Linked DNA regions of Mus musculus: region 1 is linked to region 2. A link is a contact called in ENCODE POLR2A ChIA-PET data. All regions are on one chromosome and are shown on one strand. Each heading gives the region's core, a stretch centred on a gene start or an enhancer-like site at or near the end of the contact. The rest is flanking DNA. Distances are from core to core; before and after follow the strand shown.

Region 1 (7,181 bases), core at 1,435-3,934, 91 kb after region 2:
TAATTTATTATTATTATTATTATTAAACAAGGTGTTAAATAGCTTAGGATAGCCTCCAACTCCATATGCAGTCAAAGATGACTTTAACTTTCTTTTTTCAAGACAGGGCTTCTTTGTGTAGTCCTGGCTGTCCTAGAACTCACTCTGAAGACCAGGCTGGCCTTGAACTCAGAGATCTGCCTGTCTCTGCCTCGAAAGTGCTGGGGCTAAAGGTAATGTCCCACCTTGCCTGGCTTTGAGTTTTTTGTTTCGTTTTGTTTTGCTTGTTTTTTCCAGCTAGGGTTTCTCTGTGTAGCCTCAGCTGCCCTAGAACTCACTCTGTAGACAAGGCAGGCCTCAAAGGCACAGAAATTTACCTGCCTTTGCCTCCCTAGTGCTGGGATTAAAGGCATGCACACCACTGCTCAGCTGATGTTAAATATTTTTAAAAATCAAATTGTGTGTGTGTGTGTGAATGTGAGTGTGTTTGTGTGTGTGTGCATGTGAGTGTGTATGTGAGTATGTGAGTGTGTTTGTGTGAGTGTATGTGAGTGTGTGTGAGTATGTGAGTGTGTTTGTGTGAGTGTATGTGAGTGTGAGTGTGTTTGTGTGTGTGTGCATGTGAGTGTGTGTGTGAGTATGTGAGTGTGTTTGTGTGAGTGTATGTGAGTGTGTGTGAGTATGTGAGTGTGTTTGTGTGAGTGTGTGTTTCTGTGAGTGTGTGTGTGAATGTGAGTGAGTATGTGAGTGTGTTTGTGTGAGTGTGTGTGTATGTGAGTGTGTGTGTATGTGAGTGTGTGTGTGTGAATGTGTGTGTATGCGTATGTGAGTGTGTGAGTATGTGAGTGTGTTTGTGTGAGTGTGTGTTTCTGTGAGTGTGTGTGAGTGAGTGTGTTTGTGTGAGTGTGTGTGAGTATGTGAGTGTGAGTGTATGTGAGTGTGTGTTTCTGTGAGTGTGTGTGTGTGTGTGTGTGTGAGTGCCAGCCAGCAAGTGCTTTGGAAGTCAAATGGAAACTTTAAGGAGCTGGTTCTCTCTTTCAACAGTGGGTTCTGTGGGTGAGACTCAGAGACGCAGCTGGTTAGGCTTTCGTGGTAAGCGCCTTTATCCTGAGCTTGAACCTTGAACTTCTCATCCTGTGTCCACATCCATCCACATCCGGAGTGCGGTGAGTACAGACCTGTATCACCATGACTGGCTTGTGTGTCACTAGGTATCGTGCACACTACCCAAACACTCTGCCAACTTGAGCTACATCTCTAGCCCAGGTCTTGTCAACTCAAACACTCTGATCCATCCCAGCCTTCTCTGGACCTTGAGACAACTGTAACCTGCAGAAGACCAGACATGGGAAGCCTTTCCTTCCCTTACCAAGGGCCCTAACCTTTTCTTTGGTAGCTGGGCCATTATCCTAATGACTGGGGCTAGATCCCAGGCCACAGGCCAGGCAGGTGTCAGCGTGATCAACAAAGGCAGAAATGAGGATGTGTGGGATGGGAGCCTGGAGAAGATCAGGCAGAGCCAATCTGAGGAGCCAAGTGCATAAATGACTGGGGGCCTACAACCAGGGACCTAGAGAAGCCAGTTGTGGGGTCCCTAACAAAGAAAAGACAAGGACAGAGGATGGCTCTGGGAAATTAACTGTTAGCTAGGTCTTAAGGGGTTGGAGGATGGGAGTGGGAAGGGACAGAGAACCAAAGAGGAAAGAGACACCCTGTTTCAGATAGTTGCAGGCTGGGCTAGAATCAGGACCAGGGAGGCTGCGAGAGTATTTTTATCTTTACAGTAGAAGATGAAAGCTAAAACATGGAAGTGAGGTCAGAGAAGCAGCAAAACTGTGCCTTAGGGAATGAGGATTTGCCGGGCATGGCGGTGTCAGTGTGGCAAGAACTCAGCAGCAAGCTTTGGTCCCACTCCTTTCCTTGTGTAAACCGAGACCTGCAAGTGGGTGGTTTGAGGCAGTGGCCCCTCCAGGATCCTTACTCCATTTCCCTAAAGATCCAGCGTCGGTCCTGTCCTGGGAGAGGGCGCAGAGCAGGTCCAGAGGCCGCTGTTATCTGGAAACCTCCAAGTCGCAGCCAGAACACACCAGACGCTCAGCGTGTTTGGTCCCAGTTGGCAACGCTGGTGACCCGGGGCAGAGCAGTAACGCGTGGTCCTAGGGAACGCTGGAAATGTTGTTCTTTATTTGGGGCAGGACAGAGCTTTGTAACTTTCAAGGTCCCGGCTCTCTTATGCGGCGGGACTGGGAACAGGGTAGGTCCACTGCGCCCTGGTGTTCCCCCGCCCTGAAATCCAACTGGGCCAGCTTAGAATTTCCTGGGGACATTCAATCACGAACATTTGCAGATGCTCTCCAACGCCGCAACTATCCTAGGCACGGCCCAGTGCCCTCTCAGTGGGGATGTGCTAGGGCACAAAGGAAAGGCAGTTCGGAGACGTCCTCTCCCAGCCTTGTGGGCGTTAGCTGGTCTGGTCCCGCCCCTAGACCTCCGTGAGGACGGCCACGCGTGGACCAGCGTTAGAGAACCACATTGGGGTTCACTGCCCGGCGCACAGAGCTCGAGGTCCTGCTGGGGCCGGCGCGAGCGAAGAGTCCAAATTAGGTAACGCGTGGACACAGTTCTGCGCATGTGCAAGAGGAGCCGGAGTTTCACTTTGTAACTTTTAAGTGGTGCGGACGCCACCCCGCCTCGCCAGGTACGGACTGACCACTCCCCCGGGCGCGCGCGCCGCGCCGCCGCCGCAGGTAAAGTGGGAAGGGGAGCAGAGATGGGGAGGTTGCGGCCAGCCCCTCCCAGGACGCGCCGGCCCGGGTCCTCGCGGGGCGGGGCGCCTCGGGTCGCTTTCCCCGGGGACTGTCTGGTGACAGTAGCGGGGTAGGTGGCTGGAGAGTGCCAATCAAGCCCCGCGCCGCTGGGACTTCCTGACAGCTCTTGGCTGCGTGGCGGATCCTTCCCTCCACCTCCTCGGCGGGCTTTGGAGTTTGTTTGTGGAGTCGGATCTCCCCGCCTAACCCGAAGGGCAGCGTCGGAGCCCTCTTTTCTTTAATTCCTTACGAGGCTAGACCCGGCTTGGGCGGGCTTCGTACTGTCCGGGTGACCACTCCCTCCTGCCCGGGTAGCACCGGGTGGAGGAAAACTGGGGACTTGGGAAAGGGCGGGAGGGGGAGGGAAGAGCTGAGACGGCAAAGAAACCACATCCGACAACAACTTACCCAGACCTGATAAGCCTGGCTACCTGACACCTCGGGTGAGGTGGAGTTGCTGTCTTTCTGTCCCAAACAGGAGCCAACAGCTTGTAGGGACTTTTGCAAAAGGCCTGGGAACATATTTTCTCTCCTGAAGCTTTGGCTGGGTCCCAGAGCCTGCCCTGTTGAGAGTTTGGGGTGCCAATGATATGGTGGAGTGCTGAGCGTTTGCGTGTACGAATATTCACTGGATGTGGGATGGTGGCTATTGCTAAGTGTGTACCTAGGCAGGGATCCTGAGACCACAGTGTCTAATTGCTGTTTTTAAGGCCCCCTCGCTCCTCGTAGTGATGCGGTTGGAATACAGCCTTTTGCCTTGCACATTCTAGGCGTGCACTTGGCTTTGAGCAGCATTTCCATCCCTTAGGGACTTGTTTGATTTCTTCCCTACACACACCCAGAGCCTTCTCTCTCTGGCTTGGCTGCCCCTTGGTGGGTGTGCTCCCATCTGCCCTCTCAGAGCGTGTTCCTTTGGGAAGGCAAGAACGGACTGGCTCATTGAAAGCCTAGAGAATGTTTCTGTAGCAGCCTCTGACTCTGCTGCTGCTGGGTGGGCACAGGTTGCTCCGACTGGAGGAGAGGGTCTCGGACTGTGGCTTCTGATCCCTCTCACTTGTCAAGCCTTTCTTGTTTGCTCTGCGGTATTTGATTTCCCTGATTCTAGCCCACAGGGGATATTGAGGCAGAGAAGCAGCCCTTATGTCTGCATGAGGCAGAATAGGCTACCTGGTTGAGGAGGCCCTTAGGCCTTCTGTTTTGCTTTTGAGGCAGGGTCTTACTATGTAGCCACGGATGGCCTAGAACTCACAGAGATCCACCTGCCTCTGCCTCCTGAATGTTGGGGTAAATGGGTGGGTACCACAACACTCTCCCTTCCTTAGTTCTTACCAAACTTTGTAGATTCTCTTGGGAAACCTGTTTGGCAAGAGAAAAATGACTTAGGAGTGTGGCTTGGCCACTAGGGGAAGGCAGCCACAGTTACCCTCCTGGGGTCAAGGCTTCTCTGTTCCTCCAGGCCTCTGAAAGAGCAACATTGGTGAGTCACCTTTCCTACCCACCCAGCACTACCCGTACCCCCCTTCCTTGGGACAGCACTCCCTCTGTGAGCATTTATGAGGATATTTTTCCTTTTCTTTTCCAAGCCTTCTTTCTTTGCTCTAGGGTGGCCCATTTCCCCCAGTTCTAGCTTTAGGGGATCTTTGGGTGCTGCAGCAGCCCTCTGGATGTTCATAGGAAACCTTGGCTTGGTATGCCACCTCAAGCCCAGAGCCACTGTGCTTCTGAGGGAGAGAGGCCCTCCTGACCTTGGCAGGACCTGGGTTCCATTGGACAAGAGACGAGCCATCCTGCTGGGTGAAGAGAAAGGAACAGGGTGGCGCAGACGAACCCGGGGAGGTGGCGGAGAGCTTGTTCTAGGAGTTTAGATGCAAAGCCAGGTAGCAAGAAACTCAGTGGGCAAGACCAGAAAATGGGCGCATGGGATAAGAGGCATGGGCAGGTCTCAGAGTAACATCAGAGTGTAGCGGGTTTCTGTTCTGAAACCCTAAACTGGAAGGTGGCTCCCCTGTCACTTATGTGACACTGGTGGCATCAGGACAGTGTGTAAATGTTGGTGCTGCAGGGACAGGACAAAGTGGACAGCCTAGCAGGAAATGAGAAGCAGGCCAGAGGCCTGACTCACTAAGACTTGGAGCTGTCAGGGGTGGGGAGTGGGAGGGCTGATCCAACTGAAGACATCTCCAGCAGATGCCCACAGTCCTTCCTCCCTACGTGTGGCAACAGTACAGCCTTGCATCACCAGGCAGGGATGTTTCGAAGTACTGGCGTCCTGGTGATTTTTTTCCCCCTTTGAAACAGCCTTATGTGATTTCCATTAGTGCCCAGGGTGCCTGAAACCTCAGGAGGTGTCAGCACTGAGCCTGGAGCCATGTCTGTTAATCTCAAGCTTTCTGTGTAGCCAAGGCTGGCCTTAAAATCCTGATCCTCCTATCCTTGAGTGCTGGGGTGGCAGGTCTTCCGGGACCCTTTGCTCCTCTGGGTTTGGTTTAAAGGAGAGAAGCAGGGACATCACTCCAGGTGGAAGTGCCATTCGTGATTGTTCACAGTCACTAACCGGATGGCACCAGACACGTCTACCTACAGCCACTGCAAGTTCCTTATAGAAGGGGAAAAAATGATCCATTCTCTTAAGCCAAGTCCCCTCCCCCATCCTTCCCTCACTTTCCCTCAGGTGCGGTGCATGTGTGAATCTGGGCTAGGGCTTGTGTGTGTTGCATCTGCGAGTCTGCGTAGGGGTGTGTGTGTGTGTGTGTGTGTGTGTGTGTGTGTGCGCGCGCACGAGCATGTGCATGCGCACAGCAGTGTCAGGAGTCAGAATTGGGACCCTACCCCAACCCAGCACACCTCACTAGCACTTTTTGTAGTTCAGACATCTACTTCCGGTTCTCTACACCCCCTTTTCTCGTCCCTAAAACTTCTGCCTCTCTAGCAGAAGGAAGGAAGTCCTCTGAGAATTACAATTTAAATAGACTTGGGGAGGTGGGAGCCTGAGGTGGGAGGGGCTTCCTTAGACTTCCCACTCATAAATAATGTGAAGCAGGCCAGAACCTGGGCACCAAGTTTTCAGGCTTCCGTGCCAGGGGACAGACTGTAGATTTCCATTAAATTTGCCAGGGGTTCTGGGAGCCTTCAGGAGTCAGCGCGCAGCCTGCAGCTGTGCCTGTTTGAAACACTGAACCTTCTGTTAGAGGGGAGGCGGGAATGGAAGAGGGTGGAGCTGAGCACAGCTTTGCCAGAGCCTCGCCCAGGAGAGGGCTTAGGCCTCTCCGCTCTGGCTGTCCCTCCCACTTTTGCCTCTCTCTGGAAAGCCCTAAGTGATGGCAGCTACAGAGTGAAGACCAAGGCTCTGGGAGTCAGAGTTGGAGGTTCAATCCTGCGGTACCCAACTGTTCTGGGGGTGGCTTTAAGTTTCTTGGAACTTGGATTTCAAGAACAAATCAACCAGCCTTGGAGTTCCTGGCTCTGACTTTCTGAGGATAGTTGGAGTGGGCTTCTGTCCTTTTCTCTGATGGGCCAACTGTGACCCTGGATTTTCCTCAGATGACAGCTGAGGCTTCCTCCTCTTCCCAGCCTTTGTGGCCCTTTCTTCTCGCTCCTGTCTGTTTCTCTGAGGACTCTTGGGGGAGTTATTTTCCCAGCAGCACTTGAAGCTAGAGGAACTTCAGCAGTGGCTACCCCTGACCACCCTGACCCCTTTATATCTTATTTCCTCCTTTTTGGGGCATCTGCTCTTTGCATCCCTGAAGCGGTCGTCTAGTCTGACCATCTGGGCTGTTCCTGTAAATGGAGCTAGTCTTTGTGAACTCGACCAGGCACAGAGGTGTGCTGTCCAGATTCTGTGCTCCACCTGCATGGGGGTGGGTAGATGGGGAGCACTAACCTGTGGCAGCACTGGCTGGGGGAAACTTCAAGTCCACACTCTGATCATATACTTCTTGTTCCCTAGGGAGAGAAGGCACAATGACCAGCTCCCCGTTCCTGGATCCCTGGCCGTCCAAGGCTGTGTTTGTCCGTGAGCGCCTGGGTCTTGGCGAACGTCCCAATGACTCCTATTGCTACAACTCAGCCAAAAACAGCACTGTGCTCCAAGGGGTCACCTTTGGAGGCATCCCCACTGTCCTGCTCTTAGATGTCAGTTGCTTTCTGGTAAGATCCCCTCTCAGTGATGTGTTTAATCCTTTGTTTTCTAGGACCTTCTAGGAAACTCACATGAGGTAGGTACTTACACCTGTGCCTGCTCTGTGACCCTGGACATGGGGTAGATGGACCTTGAGTTCTGGAACCATTGTAATGGTTCCTTCCTCAGAGGGTTTGGGGATTGAGTAGGGCCCTGTGTGTCAGTGTGATCCAGATTACATAGCCACTAGTGAGTCCTGTCACGTCTCACTGGCCCTC
Region 2 (7,210 bases), core at 3,453-5,952:
AGAATCCAACCTCAGGACCAGCCTGTGGCCTAGCAGCACATAAGAGCTATAGTGTTGTGGGCAGATACTGGAGGGAGCAAAGTTACACCAGTGGAGACATTTCCCTGAGGATTGTGTTTTTTACCAGTCCCCAAACAGGCAGGGTGATTTTTTTTTTCATTTCTCCCCTCCTTCCCCAAACCCCTTGGATTTAAAATCCTTTTTTAAAAAGTCCCTATAATCTAGGGCATCAGGGGTGCCTAGGTTAGGGATTCATATACTACTGTCAAGTACTCTTCAAGGTGGTTCTGAGAGATGGAAATACAGATTTGCTAAACACATGAAACTCAAGAAAAATGAAGACTGAAGTGTGGACACTATGCCCCTCCTTAGAAGTGGGAACAAAACACCCATGGAAGGAGTTACAGAGACACAGTTTGGAGCTGAGACGAAAGGATGGACCATGTAGAGACTGCCATATCCAGGGATCCACCCCATAATCAGCTTCCAAACGCTGACACCATTGCATACACTAGCAAGATTTTGCTGAAAGGACCCAGATGTAGCTGTCTCTTGTGAGACTATGCCCGGGGCCTAGCAAACACAGAAGTGGATGCTCACAGTCAGCTAATGGATGGATCACAGGGCTCCCAATGGAGGAGCTAGAGAAAGTACCCAAGGAGCTAAAGGGCTCTGCAACCCTATAGGTGGAACAACATTATGAACTAACCAGTACCCCGGAGCTCTTGACTCTAGCTGCATATGTATCAAAAGATGGTCTAGTCGGCCATCACTGGAAAGAGAGGCCCATTGGACACGCAAACTTTATATGCCCCAGTACAGGGGAACGCCAGGGCCAAAAAGGGGGAGTGGGTGGGTAGGGGAGTGGGGGTGGGTGGGTATGGGGGACTTTTGGTATAGCATTGGAAATGTAAATGAGCTAAATACCTAATAAAAAATGGAAAAAAAAGATATATTACCTACCCCTTCCGCTCAAAGTTCTTTGATTTTTTTTCCCCTCATGTTTGTGTGTGTGTTTGTGGGTATGTGGGAATCCAAAAGTGACTTCAGGAACCTTCCTGTATCCCTCTCCATCTTTCCTTCTTTATTGCAGTGGTCTCTCTCTTGAAACCGGTGCTCACTGATCATGCTCATTTAGCTATGTAGCTTGCTCTGGGGAGTCTCTGGTCTTTGCTTTGTCTTTGATTTTTGAGTGCTGGAATTACAGGTGGGCTGTCATACCCACTTGGCATTTATGTAGGTTCTGGGGACCCAAACTTCAGGCTTTATGCTTGTGTGGTAAGCCCTTTAACCACTGAACCATCTCCTCAGCCCTCAAATATCTTTTCATTACAAAACATTTACATTAATTTGTGTGTGTCTGCGTATGTGCTCGGGCACAGCATGCATGTGGAGGTCAGAGGACAGCTTGTAGCAGAGGTCAGGTTTCTCTCTCCACCATGTGAGTCTGGGGGATGGACCTTGGTCACAAGCATCTTTACCTATCTCTTAGCCTGCCTTCAGATTTCTCCAGGAAACAAGCCACTTGATGGTGTTGGTGAGAACAATGATAAAGAATGTTTTTGTAAGCTAGAGATTTGTTATAATGTAAACTCTATGGAATCCACCCTGAAGGAGGTGCTTGCTGGCAGTACAATGAGGGAGGCTCGGGGTTCGTTATTCAGCCTCGGATCGCGGCTCGGCCCTCTCCTGGGCTCCTTTTCTGCCCTCTCTTTCCCACCATGAGTGTTTAAACACAGCCCTTTTCTACCTCTGTTTCCACCTCACCCTTGCTAGTTCCTGTGATTTTCCATCCAATAAGAGAAGGAGAGTGGAGTTTTGCTTTCCCTGACAGCCAAACATCTTGGGGCTTGCTCCAGGCTCCGCCTTCCACACATCCGCCGCTAGTGTGGACTTCTAGGCTCTTCTCCAGCTGCCGGTTTTTTGTTTTTTTCTTTTTCATTCCCACTAGCCGACCTCATTGTTTCTAGGGCTGAAGCCATCCTATAATACAACACTTGCCAATTTGGGAATTGATGGCAGTTTTGCATTTGTGGCACTGGAGGAGTCAGCTTGTCCCATTGTCCTTTTGTCACGAAAATGGTATTAACAGTATTTCCTTCCCGCTGAGCCTGAACATGGCTGGAAACACAGAAGAGTGTCTGGCGAGTCACACATGGACACAACCTGGAGAAGTCACTGCTTTGGGAGCCTCACTCTTGTTTGTGGGAAGTGCCAGGACCCTGCTCTGCTTCTGGCTCGAGCAGAACAACGTGCCATTTGGCTCCGTCAAGCCCCTGTCATGGGTTGCCACACAAACACTGTCTCGTGCTGTCATTTCCTGGCAGTGAACAATCACTCCACATTGCCTCAGGATCCCATCGTGTCTCTCTCCTGGCAGCTGAACCGGTCCTTAAAAAGCAGATGTACAGCTGGAGTCATTCTTTTGGGAACACAGGCAGGAACAAAGCCAGTGTGGCTTATCTGAACGAGCGCCAAGTGTGGTCCTAGGAGCACAGGGCACAGCTGCATGGATTTGGCAATTGAGGAACTGCTCCCCACCTCCCCCCCCCCCCCATTAACTTGTCACAACCATACAAGTGCCTTCCTGTCATTTCTTCATCTGAAACCATGAGATGGGGGAAGGTGGCTCTCTTTTTACACAATCACTCACAAGCCTCACCCCACAGCACTGGGCACTGGGTATGACAACATAGCTCCAGCAGCCAAGCTAACCAGTTGTTTCTAGCTCTTTCCTCAGTTAGTATATATCATGTTCTTGGCCATGCCTTTCAACTCTGAAGTCTCATTCTCTCTCTCACTATTTAAATGAATTTATAGGTACCAATTCAAATTGGTTTCTGTATCCTCCGAGTAGAATGTCCTAAGTTAGTGGAAAATATGTTTCTTTAGATGCACACCAGGAATAATTAAGTTAGACTGTAATCCATCAAACAGCCAACTAATATTTATGTAACATCTATTTTGTGTATTTCACGGTGTAAGGAGCTCATTGTGAAGGTTTAACAGATTATAGATTGCTCAAGAGGTCTGTGTCCTTGAAAAGCTAATAATGGTTATTTTGTATTTTAAATGACAAATGCTTGCTGGTTGCTTGGGTCTTCTTCATAACAGAGATTTAAATATAACCGAGGGGTAAAGAGTGAATTCATTCAGACATTAGGTTTTTGGAGAGCAGTAGTAGATAGTTGTAATAAATGACGTGGACTTTTCTTGTTAGAAGGGAATCCTTCTGGGACTTTCCAGCTTACAAAGCATTATTCTGACAAAGAAATGTTACATAACCCTAAACTGACCATGATCTGGTTCCTTGCAGAAGAAGAAGCTGCCAGGCTCTTGAAATGGTCATTTGATTCCCAAAAGGTGAAAAAAATAAATTAGCAGTTAGGACCACATGCTAACGGACAGAATGGGAAAAGATGGAAGGTCACATGCTTCCCAGTTTGTCTGGAAGGTCACATGCTTCCCAGTTTGTCCTGCTTACGTATCGGATGAGACGCCTGTAGGCCTCTGGGTTACTACTACAACACTCATAAAATACTGCTTCTATGCACAACATGCTTTGTGTAATTATTCTTCATCTCCTGGAATCTTCATGGAGGCCCGCTTTCCCGCCTGTGTGCACCAACAGATCTATAACTCCACAGAACTGCAAGTCCTATTTTTGTTCATTTTCACAGTTAAAGGATTTCAAGATTTTGTGCTTTCTCCTCAGCGATTAGTTCCATCGGCCTGCATCTTAACAGCCGAGAATATGGCTCTGCGGGCCAGGGCATCTGTGTTCAGGAGACTGAGTTATCCTCCCGATAATCCTCCCAGCTTCATGCTAGCAGCTTTTAAATTGTTTAGTATTTCAGAGACAACATCATCTCAGCATATTAAATATTAAGGGCCTCCCTCAGCACCCGAACCTTAAAGTTGTTCTCTGTAAAATCTGCGCGAGTGTTCCCAGGGCACAGAAAGAACGTTACAGCGGGGGTTTTTGGAAGCAGTATGGCTATAAACGTCACTCCCGCCCCTGCCGTTCACAAGGGCCCATTTGCTGTGAAATATTTTGAAAACACAGCTGAAGCGGGGACAGCGCAGAGCGCAAACATGCAAAAATAGGAACGAGCCGAACGTGATGGAAGGAACGTGAAGGGGGGTTCAGGAAATGAACATAAACCTCTAGGGAACTACGCAGGCCGGGGCTGCGGTTTGGGGACCACTGGGGGCCGTTCTCTAGGACTGGGAGGCCTCGCGGGTAGAGGAAGCCGTTTTTCTCCCCGCAGCACCGGGAAGCAGTGGCTGCCTGGGACACAGCCCTCCCAATCCCAAAAATAGCTGCACAAACCGGAGTGGCGCGCTGGCCTGCGGCGCTGGGCGGAGCCACGGGCAGCTTATCACCCCCAGCCAAAGCGCTGTAGCCCAAGCGCAGCAACCGCGCCCAGAGCTCGCCCTTTATAGCCAGTCCCTTGAGCCCCGCCCTAGCAACCGCCCCTAGCAACGCCTAGCTCCAGCGCTCCGCGGTCTTATCGGCCTCAGGCAGGCCTTTCCTGTCCCCCTCCCCCACGCCAGCTCGCGTGACGCCGGGCCACGTGACCGCCTTCCGGAAAGGCGGGGGTGAGTGGTGGAAACCCGGGAGGCGGGGCGCTGGAAGACGAGGCCTTCCGTCATCGAGATGCGACCGGATGGCTGTGTCGCCTAGTGCCTGTCGCAGTCCAGAGGTTCCGTCACCAGACGAAATGGCGGAGGCTGCGGTGGTGGCGTGGGTTCGCGGCCCCGGTACCGTGTGGAAGGCGCTGCCGTGTGCCTCGGTTGGGTGCTCCGTGCGCGATGTGATCTACCGACACTGCCAGGAACAGGTGAGGATGGCGGTTCCCGGGAAATGGGGGAAAGAGATCACCAAGCCAGGCTGGGTTCGTCGTTGGGTGTTTCTGACTAATATGGGGACATTCCTCTGCTAGTCTATGGCAGTCGTTGTTTTGTCCCCACGTCGTAAGAGAATCTCCGTCCATTTACTGCGCTTTGTCCAACCTCGACTACAAACTCTCGTTCTGTTTCTTTTATCCCCCCAAATGATACCTTTAAGGTTCTCTTCTTACATTCACATTATAGATAGGAATATGCTTTCTTACCGACCCTCAGGACACCCATCCAGGCCAAAGAACGGTTAGAGAAGGATATGGAGTCATCCTGACAGAGCCAATCACTCACAGATATTCTTGGGCCTCTTTAGACTCTGCCATGTGGATATAAAACCCTGGTTAAGTGCTTCTAAAGTTTTAAGCTTTAATTCCCAAAGAAGCAGGCTTATACTGACTAGGAAATCTCAAACCTCTTCAATCATCTAAAGAGTTTACTGGGTTCCCTGAGTCTAATTTTAATCTGGGCGTTTGGTATAGAACAGTTTTTCTGTATGACTGCGCCTTCGTTGTAGTCTGTTTTCTCTGCTTGTTATGTAGAAACATAACAAATGTTAAAATACCAAATCTGTTCCTAAAGAGACTTGGATGAGTTCCAAGAAGAATATGTGATTTTCTAATTTCTTTGTCCTTTAAAAAACAAGGACAAGAAAGTCTTTCCTTGTAGCCCAGGATGTTCTGAACATACTGGAGGGCTGGGATTATTGGTGTGTCCCACCACATCTAGCCTTTGTTTTCTTCTCTATTCTGCGGTCTAGTAAGAAAAACAGAACCTTTTTTTAGCCATTCGAATTCAGATACTTTCCAAAACAGGTGACTTTTCAATGTATTTGAAGAATAATTTTCAAGTTTTATTTTTAAACTTAAAATTGATCCATAAACAATAGAATCTTAACAATGAGGAGTGTTGGAAATACACTTTTTTGAAAGGACACAGAAATAAGGCTGGGCCTGGTGGTGTATGCCTCTAATCTCAGCACTTGAGAGGTTTGGGGGTTCTTAGCCACGTCTCTATAGTGGTTTTGGGGCAGCCTGGACTATGTGAAACCCTGCTTGAAAGCAAAACAGCCTCCTATCACCTCGTCCTTAGATTTAACAGAGGCACTGTACATGGACTATGGGAGTCCAGACATCCAGAAAAAACCCCCAATAGAATTGAGTTTGGAGAACAGGTAAGCAGAAGCAGTTATCAGAGAGCATTTGAGTCTGTCTGTTACTTAACAACAGTAAATGTGAGTGCAAGCAGCTTACTAAGGACAGTTTGATGAAATAGGAAAAATCAAGATAGTTCAAGTTCAAGCTATACTTTTTAAAGCAAAACGGTTCTGATCCATGAAGAAGTTTTATCTCTCGCTGAGAGAGGAAGACCTCTGCCCTGTTGATCATTAGCCTTAACAGACATCAGTAAAGGTGACTACAAGTTAATAGGAGACTCCCAAGGACATACTGCAGTAGTAAAATGCTGTAAGGACCTTGACAATCTACTCCTTTCTTATTTGCTGGGGGAAAAGTTGGTTTTAAAAACTGGAGATGAGAAGAATTCGGCTGCTGAAGGTGTCAGTAAGACAGCAACTTTCTGCTGCCCTTTGTCATGAAGGCCCAGGTGTGTGTACAACTTCCAATTAGGGGTTCCTGAGTAGAATATTCTGCATCCAAAATGTGTATTTCCAAGGGAAGAGGAGCCTGGTGTGTTCAACGGTTCAAGCCTGACGTTGGTCATTTAAGTTTCTCTTAACCTCTTTTCTTGTAGCGATGCTTGGTTTTCTTGTTAGGAACTGGAGACATTTGCCATGGTTTCTCTGTTTGCAGCTCCTCACGGCAGAGGGTCAGTACATTTGACCTTAGTGGACTGCACGTTGTCTCTGGTGCTTAGGCTGGTAGGCTGATCCTGCAAAGGTGTGGGTGAATACAGTGTATTGGAACATTTATAATCTACACATTTGGGAAATGTATAATCTACACATTTGATAAAATAGGAAATTCTTCCAAATTCTTTTTTCTACTAGAAACTTAATAGACAGGATTTTTTTTTAAAGATTTATTTATTCTATGTGAGTACACTGTTGCTCTCTTCAGACACAGCAGAGAGGGCATCAGATCTCATTACAAGTGGTTGTAAGCCACCATGTGGTTGCTGGGAATTGAACTCAGGACCTCTGGAAGAGCAGTCAGTGCTCTTAACCATGGAGCCATCTCTCCAGCCCAATAGACAGGAATCTTAACTAGAAAAGCAAGGGGTTGGGTGATGGCCTAATGGTTGCTCTTCCAGAGGTCTCAGATTTGGCTTTTAGCACCAGTGTCAGGCA

What was found. ChIA-PET counts read pairs that join two places held with the same protein, here RNA polymerase II (POLR2A).
Region 1: POLR2A ChIA-PET joins it to region 2 with 11 read pairs in Patski. The contact joins the promoter of Tmem63a here to the promoter of Sde2 in region 2. POLR2A ChIA-PET finds 5 or more read pairs at or near these places in 4 of 5 experiments (Patski and embryonic stem cell).

Annotation. Positions count from the first base shown.
Region 1 is chr1:180,939,834-180,947,014 of GRCm38, forward strand. It overlaps Tmem63a (transmembrane protein 63a), which reads left to right and starts at 2,685. Exons shown (of 23, transcript NM_144794.2): 1 at 2,685-2,726; 2 at 6,733-6,932. The coding sequence starts at 6,747.
Region 2 is chr1:180,846,449-180,853,658 of GRCm38, forward strand. It overlaps Sde2 (SDE2 telomere maintenance homolog (S. pombe)), which reads left to right and starts at 4,703. Exons shown (of 7, transcript NM_145943.1): 1 at 4,703-4,844. The coding sequence starts at 4,725.